Linked DNA regions of Homo sapiens: region 1 is linked to region 2. A link is an interaction called in ENCODE POLR2A ChIA-PET data of the cell type or tissue named here. Cell type or tissue: MCF 10A. All regions are shown on one strand. Each heading gives the region's core, and the rest is flanking DNA. Links, peaks and the distances in the headings are about the cores only.

Region 1 (4,371 bases), core at 372-4,371, 54 kb after region 2:
GGCTGGAGTGCAGTAATATAATCTTGGCTCACCGCAGCCTCAACCTCCTGGGCTCAAGCAATCCTCCCATCTCAGCCTCCCTAGTGGCTGGAACTACAGGTGTGTGCCACTATGCCTGAATAATTTTTAAAAGACTTTTTGTATTGAATGAATGGGTGTGTGATGGAAAAAAAATTTTTTTTGCAGAGATGAGGTCTCACTATGTTGCCTAGGCTGGATCCTGGGCTCAAGTGATCCTTCCACCTTAGCCTCTCAAAGTACTGGGATTATAGGTGTGAGCTACCACGCCTGGTGTAAAGAAGTGCTATTTTAAATAATCTCTCATGAAAGTGTTTGAAATGCTTGTTCCCCGGTGCCGTGAAGAAATAGCACTTGAACATAAATTTAATTTACTCAGCAAGGCCATTTTTACTTCCCGCAGAAAGGGTACATTCGCCAGCAGTTTTGCCACGAGAGTACACCGAACAAAGAGACAGGGTCATTTGTAACCTGATGCGTCCACCCTACTGCTGTGTCCGGTTTCCATTGGCTGGAACGGGACCTCATATTCTGTATTTGTCCTGATTGGGAAGCAACTTAAAACTTTTTAAAAGAGGCGAAGGCAGAAGAGAACAAAGGAAGGAGAAAGTAACTTGTGGAATGGTGAGAAAGGTAAACACTTTTAAATAAGGAAGAGGAACAGGCTATGACCTAATGCTTGCTCCGACCAGTGTAAGCATGCCAGGACAAATATTTAGGCTAAATTGTGGGAGCTAAGAACATAAAGTACATTGATTTCTTTACCACGGCTAGCAGATAATTAGGAATGTTAGCACAGGTCTTTGAATAAATTTTGCTTCGAAGAGAAGTTACCGTTTATTCCAAATTAAATGGGGAGGAAAGTCTTTGGAGAGGAACCTCTACTTTACCTTTTACAAGAGGTAGGAGATGCCTGTTCAAACTGTATTTTCCCATCTGACACGGAAACATTTTGGTGATATCATTAGCACAGTTGGCTGGGGAAAGAATGTGTTTGCTAAGTCAGAGGTAGGGATAAAGTGAAGTTGCATTATGGGTGTATTTTAAGTGCAGCAAACTTAAGTGTATGCTAGGAAAAAAAAATAGCAGCAGCAGTTTTTAAAAAAAAAATTTTTTTTTTTTTAGATGGAATCTCCCTCTGTTGCCTAGGCTAGAGTGCAGTGGCTTGATGTTGGTTCACTGCAATCTCTGCCTCCCAGGTTCAAGCGATTTTCCCAGCTTAGCCTCCCGAGTAGCTGGATTACAGGAGCGTGCCACCACACCCAGCTAATTTTTGTATTTTTAGTAGAGATGGGATTTTACCATGTTGGTCAGGCTGGTCTCCAACTTCTGACCTCAGGTGACCCAGCCGCCTTGGCCTCCCAAAGTGCTGGGTTTACAGGCGTGAGCCACCACGCCCGGCCAGAAGCAGTATTATTGAGTTGGCCTGTTACCCCATGGTTAGGCCATTCTCAGTTCGTAGGTGCTTATCCTGTGGGCTTTTGGTGGGTGCTACAGGAATCTTTTTCATAAAGTACGGCTCCTAACTTCAAGCTACTTCATATGGTGCTCACTGGAAGAATTATCTGCTCTGGTGCCAGGGAAAAAATGGGCTGCACTGGATGTGTTGAGAGTCCACGTGGTGGTCTCTGACAGTGCCTCCCAAAGGGATTTTAATTCTTACTCTATACCTTAGGCCCTAAATACCTGCAATGAGAATTTGCTTTGCTGAGCAGTAGACAAAGACAAATGAGAGAGACTTGTCTTTCTTTGATGCAGGCATGAGGCGAATTCTCAGCCATGACAAGGCTGAAGGCCAGCAGGAACAGGCTCTAGCGAAATGGGTGCTGTGTCCCCTTCCTGCATGTGGCAGAAAGTTGCAAAGGTATGAGAGAGGAGACAAACGGAAACCATTCTCCCTTATCTCCAGCTCCAAATTTCCCCTCCCACTCTTACTGGTTTCTTAGGTGTTGTTCTAGAGCCTTTATTTTCTACAGGGCGTTTGGGCTGGGGAAGGGTCCTGTACACTCGCAACAGGAGGTGTAGAATGAGCCCTGCATTGAATGTGTAAGCATCCAAAGCTGTCACTGAGGTGAGAAGAGCCTTCATTGGCAGCCTCAAAGAGAAAGGTGTGCTTGGATGTATGCACTGGACATGCCACCTAGGCCTACTGGACATGCCGCCTAGGCCTGCTGGACAGACTGCACAACTGAGGCCCTGCAACTGGCAATCTCCCAATGGCTTTCTCACCTCTCAGCATTTTTCCCTATTTGTTTTCTACGTGGACTCCAGAAGAGTTCTAACAAGCCAAGCTATAAAGCATGGCTTTAAAAGAAAAACAACTGTAAGGTAAAATCCAGCTTAAGTGACGTAAATTTACAAGCAAATCAGATTCTGGAACCTCACCTTTACAAATCTTGCAAATCAACGTGCAGGGAATGTGTTTGTTTCTACATCAGAGGCACAACTGGGCATCATACAGCCTAGAAGCTAATAGAGCACATGGACAAGGAACAGAGCCTTTAGCTCTTCCAACCCTCTTATTTTCTCTCTTTTTTTTTTTTTTTTTAGACAGTCTTGCTCTGTTGCTCACGCTGGAGTGCAATGGCGCAATCTTGGCTCACTGCAACCTCGCCTCCCAGATTCAAGCAATTCTCTTGCCTCAGCCTCCCAAGTAGCTGGGATTACAAGCGTGTGCTGCCACGCCTGGCTAATTTTTGTATTTTTAGTAGAGATGGGGTTTCACCATGTTGGTCAGGCTGGTCTCAAACTCCTGACTTCCATGATCCGCCTGCCCCAGCCTCCCAAAGTGCTGGGATTACAGGCGTGAGCCACCATGCCCGGCCCTTGTTTTCTCTTACTGTCTTGAGCTGACATGGGGATAACTGACTTTTAAGTGTCACTGGGCAGCAGCTTCCCAGCAGATGGCAAGTTGCCAAGAAATGCTATTAATGTTTGACTCCATTCTCCAGTTCTCCATAAAAATTGACTTTACTAATTACAAAAAAAATTTTATTATTACAAAACATACAATCTCACAAAGGTACAATTTGAAATACGGGGACACCCTTCTAACTACCACCCAGGTGAAGAAACAGAACTTTGTCAGGCACCCCAGAACCCCTCCAAGTGCCTCATCACAATGACAACTCCTTCCCTCTAGAAGTAGCCATTATTCTTGTATAGTACTGACTGTGTTTCTTTATGGTTTTATCTTATTTTTTAGAGACAGGGTCTTGTTCTGTCACACAAGAACAAGTGGACAGGTGGAGTGCAGTGGTGTTCATAGCTCACTGCAATCTTGAGCTCCTGGGCTCAGGTGATCTTCCTGTCTTAGCCTCCCAAGGTGCTGGGATTATAGGCGTGTGTCATTGCACTTGAACTAGTTTTATTTTTTTTTTGAGATGGGGTCTCGCTCTGTCACCCAGGTGTTGCCCAGGCTTGAGTGCAGTGGCGCGATCTCAGCTCACTGCAACCTCCGCCTCCCAGGTTCACGCAATTCTCCTGCCTCGGCCTCCCGAGTAGCTGGGATTACAGGTGCCCGCCACCATGCCTGGCTAATTTTTTGTATTTTTAGTAGAGACGGGGTTTCACCATGTTGGCCAGGCTGGTCTCAAACTCCTGACCTCAAGTGATCCGCCCGCCTCGGCCTCCCAAAGTGCTGGGATTACAGATGTGAGGCACCGTCCACCGTGCCCAGCCGAGTTTTATTCTTGAATCGTGCATGTCTCTGTTCACTACAGTTTAGTGCACCATTTAAATAAATTTGTTGTCTTTTAAGTTCATCAAAAATATTTCTTTTGAAGCACTATAATAATGCTGGTGATGGAACTCGCCACCATTATTCCCTGGGAGCTTCTGGCAGATTCTGTCAGTTGGAATCTCTAATTCTTTTCTCAGTGGACCTTTTTACTTGACTCCCACAGTTCTTTAAGTAGCTTCTTTTTTTCCAGGGTTTCCTTTGCTCTTTTTTTCCTTTCTTGTTTTTTCTTCGCCGCTTCTCGTTTTTCTTTGTGAACAGGACTGTTTTCACCATTGTAGAAAACATCTACTTTCTCTTGTAGGATTTTCCGAGCTAGCTTTCTGTTCTGATCAACTGATCTTGTCTGATGGCACTGTAAGAGATAATATTTTATAATGTGAAAACCACAGGATGTTAAAAATGGACAGGACCTCAGAAGTCATTAAATTCAACCTGTTCGCTTTTTTATTTACTATTTATTTATTTATTGAGACAGAGTTTCGTTCTTGTCATCCAGGCTAGAGTGCAATGGTGTGATCTTGGCTCACTGCAACCTCCGCCTCCTGGGTCCAAGTGATTCTCCTGCCTCAGCCTCCCAAGTAGCTGGGATTATAGGCGCACGCCACCATACC
Region 2 (4,391 bases), core at 138-4,137:
ACCTATAATCCCAGAATATAGGAGGCCAAGGCAGGTGGGTCACCTGAGGTCAGGAATTCGAGACCAGCCTGACCAACATAGTGAAATCCCATCTCTACAAAAATTAGATGGGCGTGGTGGCATGCATCTGTAGTCCCAGCTACTTGGAAGGCGGAGGTTGCAGTGAGCCGAGATCATGCCACTGCACTCCAGCCTGGGCAATAGGGCAAGACTCTGTCTCAAAAAATTATACAAAAATTAGTTGGGCGTGGCTGGGCACAGTGGCTCACGCCTGTAATCCAGCACTTTGGGAGACCGAGGTGGGTGGATCACGAGGTCATGAGATCGAGACCATCCTGGCCAACATGGTGAAACCCTGTCTCTACTAAAAATAGAAAAATTAGCTGGGCGTGGTGGTGTGCGCCTGTAGTCCTAGCTACTTGGGAGGCTGAGGCAGGAAAATCACTTCAACCTGGGATGCAGAGGTTGCAGTGAGCCGAGTTTACACCACTGCACTCCAGCCTGTCAACAGAGCAAGACTCCGTCTCAAAGAAAAAAAAAATTTAGTTGGGCATGGTGGCGGGCACCTATAATCCCAGCTACTTGGGAGGCTGAGGCAGGAGAACCGCTTGAACCCAGGAGGCGGAGGTTTCAGTGAGTAGAGATCGTGCCATTACATTCCAGCCTGGGCGATGAGCAAAACTCTGTCTCCAAAAAAAGAAAAAATAAATAAATACATATAAAGATAATTGAGAATTGCTTTTTTGAATCTTTGGTACAATAAGTTTGTGGGTTTTTTGGGGTTTTGTTGAGAGGGAGTTTTTTGCTCTTGTCGCCCAGGCTGGAGCACAATGACGCCATCTCGGCTCACTACAACCTCCGCCTCCTAGGTTCAAGCAATTCTCCTGCCTCAGCCTTCCAAGTAGCTGGGATTACAGGTGTCTGCCACCACACCCAGCTAATTTTTTGTAGTAGAGATGGGGTTTCACCATGTTGGTCAGGTTGGTCTTGAACTCCCAACCTCGGGTGATCCACCCACCTCGACCTCCCAAAGTGCTGGGATTACAGGCATGAGCCACCGCACCCAGCCAGTAGTTTTTATAGTATTTAGGTGGTCATGTGATTGAAGAGTATCCAAATGCTGAAACTGGTTAAAGGTTTTGATTTTTTTTTGCAGTATGGAAGAAATGCTTTAGAAATTGTCATGAAATCCATTGTAAACTTGGATTCTCCTATGGTATCACCACCTCCAGACTATCCTGGAGAATTTTTTAAAGGTAACTTCTACAAATATTCATAACAATGACAATGATTATTGACAAAGATGTACTCAAACCTGTTGTAATGTTTGCTGTTATATTAGTTTTTTTCTTTGGACATAAATTGTATAAAACTTTGAAATTAATGGTTACTAGGACACATAATTATCTTGTATTAAACAGATTTATTAAAGCAAATTTTATTCAAATGAAAGTGCTCTTACTGTTGATATGGTGAAAGCATGTTTGTCTAATAAGAGATTTAATAGAGGAAAGTTGTTTTAGTACATTGAGTAAAATCACTTTGCCAAATAGCCTTTTTTAAAAATTATTTATTTATTTATTTATTTTATTTTTTTTAAGACCGAGTCTTTTTTAAAAATTATTTATTTATTTATTTATTTATTTATTTATTTATTTATTTATTTATTTATTTTAAGACCGAGTCTTGCTCTGTCGCCAGGCTGGAGTGCAGTGGCATGATCTCGGCTCACTGCAACCTCTGCCAACAGGTTCAAGCCATTCTCCTGCCTCAGCCTCCTGAGTAGCTGAGATTACAGGCACATGCCACCACACCCAGCTAATTTTTGTATTTTTAGTAGACACGGCGTTGCACCATGTTGGCCAGGATGGTCTCGATCTCCTGACTTCATGATCTGCCCGCTTTAGCCTCCCAAAGTGCTGGAATTAACAGGCATGAGCTACCGTGCCCAGCCCCAAATAGCTTTTAAAATTCAATTTAATTTTAAAGTTGAAAAAGTACCTAGGTAAATAATCTGTGAGGATTGATTGGTTGGGGTGGGAGGTTTGGATGAAACAAAATTGGCCATGAATTCACAGTTGTTTAAACTGGGTGATGGATACATGTGGCTCATAGCTTAGCCTTTTTTCTTTCGTGTATTTGGAAATGTCCTTTTTTTTTTTTTCGAGACGGGGTCTCGTGCTGTCACCTGGGCTGGAGTGCAATGGTGTGATCTTGGCTCAGTGCAACCTCCGCCACCAGGTTCAAAGGGTTCTCCTCCCTGAACCTCCCGAGTAGCTGGGATTACAGGTGCCCGCCACCATACCTGGCTAATTTTTGTGTTTTCAATAGAGATGGGGTTTCGCCATGTTGACCAGGCTGGTCTTGAAATCCTGGCCGCATGTGATCCTCCCACCTCAACCTCCCATAGTGCTGGGATTACAGATGTGAGCCAAGGCACCCAGATGGAGTTAGCATTTTTCACTAGGAAGTCCTTTTGGTAGATTAGCACATACTGATATGTGTTGTTAACAGTTCATATTGACATACCAGTTAGAGGTGTTCATCATTACTCTCGGCTTTCAACAAAAGCAGTAAAGTCTTAACCCTACACCTTCACTCCTTTTGACATCAGGAGTGTCAGAAACAACTCCCTGGTCTGGGCACAGTGGCTCATGCCCGTAATCCCAGCACTTTGGGAGGCTGAGGTGTGAGGATTGCTTGAGCCTAGGAGGTGGAGGCTGTAGTGAGCTGTGATGGCACCACTGCATTCCAGACTGGTGAGAGAGACCCTGTCTCAGAAAAAAAAAAAAAAGATTCCTTGATTTACTTCTAACTTCTTAAAATTACAGGTTATGGCTAGGCGCAGTGGCTCACACCTGTAATTTCAGCACTTTGGGAGGCCAAGGCAGGTGGATCATTTAAGCTCAGGAGATCAAGACCAGCCTGGGCAACATGGAGAAACCCCCTCTCTAAAAAAATTACAAAAAAAAATTAGCCAGGCACGGTGGTGCACGCCTGTAGTTCCAGCTGCTCGGGAAGCTGAGGTGGGAGGATCCCTTGAGCCTGGGAGGCGGAGGTTGCAGTGAACCAAGATGATGCCATTGCACTCCAGCCTGGGCAACGTAGTCAGACTCTGTCGCAAAAATATATATATATATATATATATATATATAGATAGATAGATAGATAGATAGATAGATAGGTTACTTGTTTATTATAAGTAATGACAGTAATCTTGCAGCTGGGCGCAGTGGCTCACACCTGTAATCTCAGCACTTTGGGAGGCCGAGCCGGGTGGATCTCCGGAGGTTAGGAGTTTGAGACCAGCCTGGCCAACATGGCGAAACCCCGACTCTACTAAAAATATGAAACTTAGCCTGTAGTCCCAGCTACTCAGGAGACTGAGGCAGGAGAATTGCTTGAACCCGTGAGGCAGAGGTTGCAGTGAGCTGAGATCGCGCACTGCGCTCCAGCCTGGGTGACAGAGTGAGACTCCGTCTCAAAAAAAAAGAAAAGAATCTTAACATGTATAATGAAGAGAGTTAATACAGTCCCCTTAACCCTCCTTCCATTCTCACCTTCTTAGGTCACAGATGACAGAGTGAACAAGGGCAGTTCTCTCCACATTTTCTCCATGTTTATATAAATATCAAGGTGTTTTTTTAAAATGGCATGATACTACTTACAACATACTTTTCTCACTTAGTGGTACATTGTAGACATCCCTTGTAATTTATGAGTCAGAATTGATCCTGTTCTTACAGATGTTCGACAAGGACTGATAGGCGTTGGCCTGATAAATGTAGAAGATCGCTCGGGAATTCTTACTCTCGATAAAGGTACTACTATTAGCTTTGTGTGGGCATATAACTGTTGCTATAGTATTAAAGTCCATTATGATATATGCTTTTGAGCTGAAGGGGAAGCTTCATGTTCTTAAAACATTCTGGGTGGTTTTGGCTGCTGTGGGGTATGTGTAAAAGATCCATGCATAGAGAAGCAGTTTTCAGCACTGGCTGCTGATATGATCAGCTCTCAAGCTTTTAAAAATTACTGAAGTCTGCTGGGCACGGTGGCTCACGCCTGTAATCCCAGCACCTTGGGAGGCTGAGGTGGGTAGATCACAAGGTCAGGAGTTTGCAACCAGCCTGGCCAATATGATGAAACCCCATCTCTACTAAAAATACAAAAATTAGCCGGGCCTGGTGGCGGGTGCCTGTAGTCCCAGCTACTCGGGAGGCTAAGGCAAGAGAATTACTTGAACCCGCGAGGCAGAGGTTGCAGTGAGCCGAGATTGCACCACTGCACTCCAACTTCGGCGACAATAGAGCAAGACTCCGTCTAAAAAAATAAAAAAAAATTGGTCGGGCGCGGTGGCTCACGCCTGTAATCCCATCACTTTGGGAGGC

Evidence for each region. ChIA-PET counts read pairs that join two places held together with the same protein. Peaks named below come from ENCODE experiments on the same cell type or tissue, not always from the same donor. Only the 100,000 strongest peaks of a DNase experiment are listed, where the experiment ranks them.
Region 1: POLR2A ChIA-PET joins it to region 2 with 6 read pairs; 2 of 35 experiments call an interaction of 5 or more read pairs at or near these places.

What each region holds. Positions count from the first base shown.
Region 1 is chr12:123,256,554-123,260,924 of GRCh38, reverse strand. It overlaps MTRFR (mitochondrial translation release factor in rescue), which reads right to left. Exons shown (of 3, transcript NM_152269.5): 3 at 2,965-4,112. The coding sequence ends at 3,894. Among named protein-coding and RNA genes, the nearest start is that of CDK2AP1, 13 kb to the left of the region's middle. In MCF 10A, for the core only: no CTCF peak of the experiment used is centred there; a DNase peak (open chromatin) is centred at 2,634.
Region 2 is chr12:123,310,485-123,314,875 of GRCh38, reverse strand. It overlaps SBNO1 (strawberry notch homolog 1), which reads left to right. Exons shown (of 32, transcript NM_001167856.3): 24 at 1,157-1,256; 25 at 3,747-3,821. Among named protein-coding and RNA genes, the nearest start is that of CDK2AP1, 41 kb to the right of the region's middle. In MCF 10A, for the core only: no CTCF peak of the experiment used is centred there; no DNase peak of the experiment used is centred there.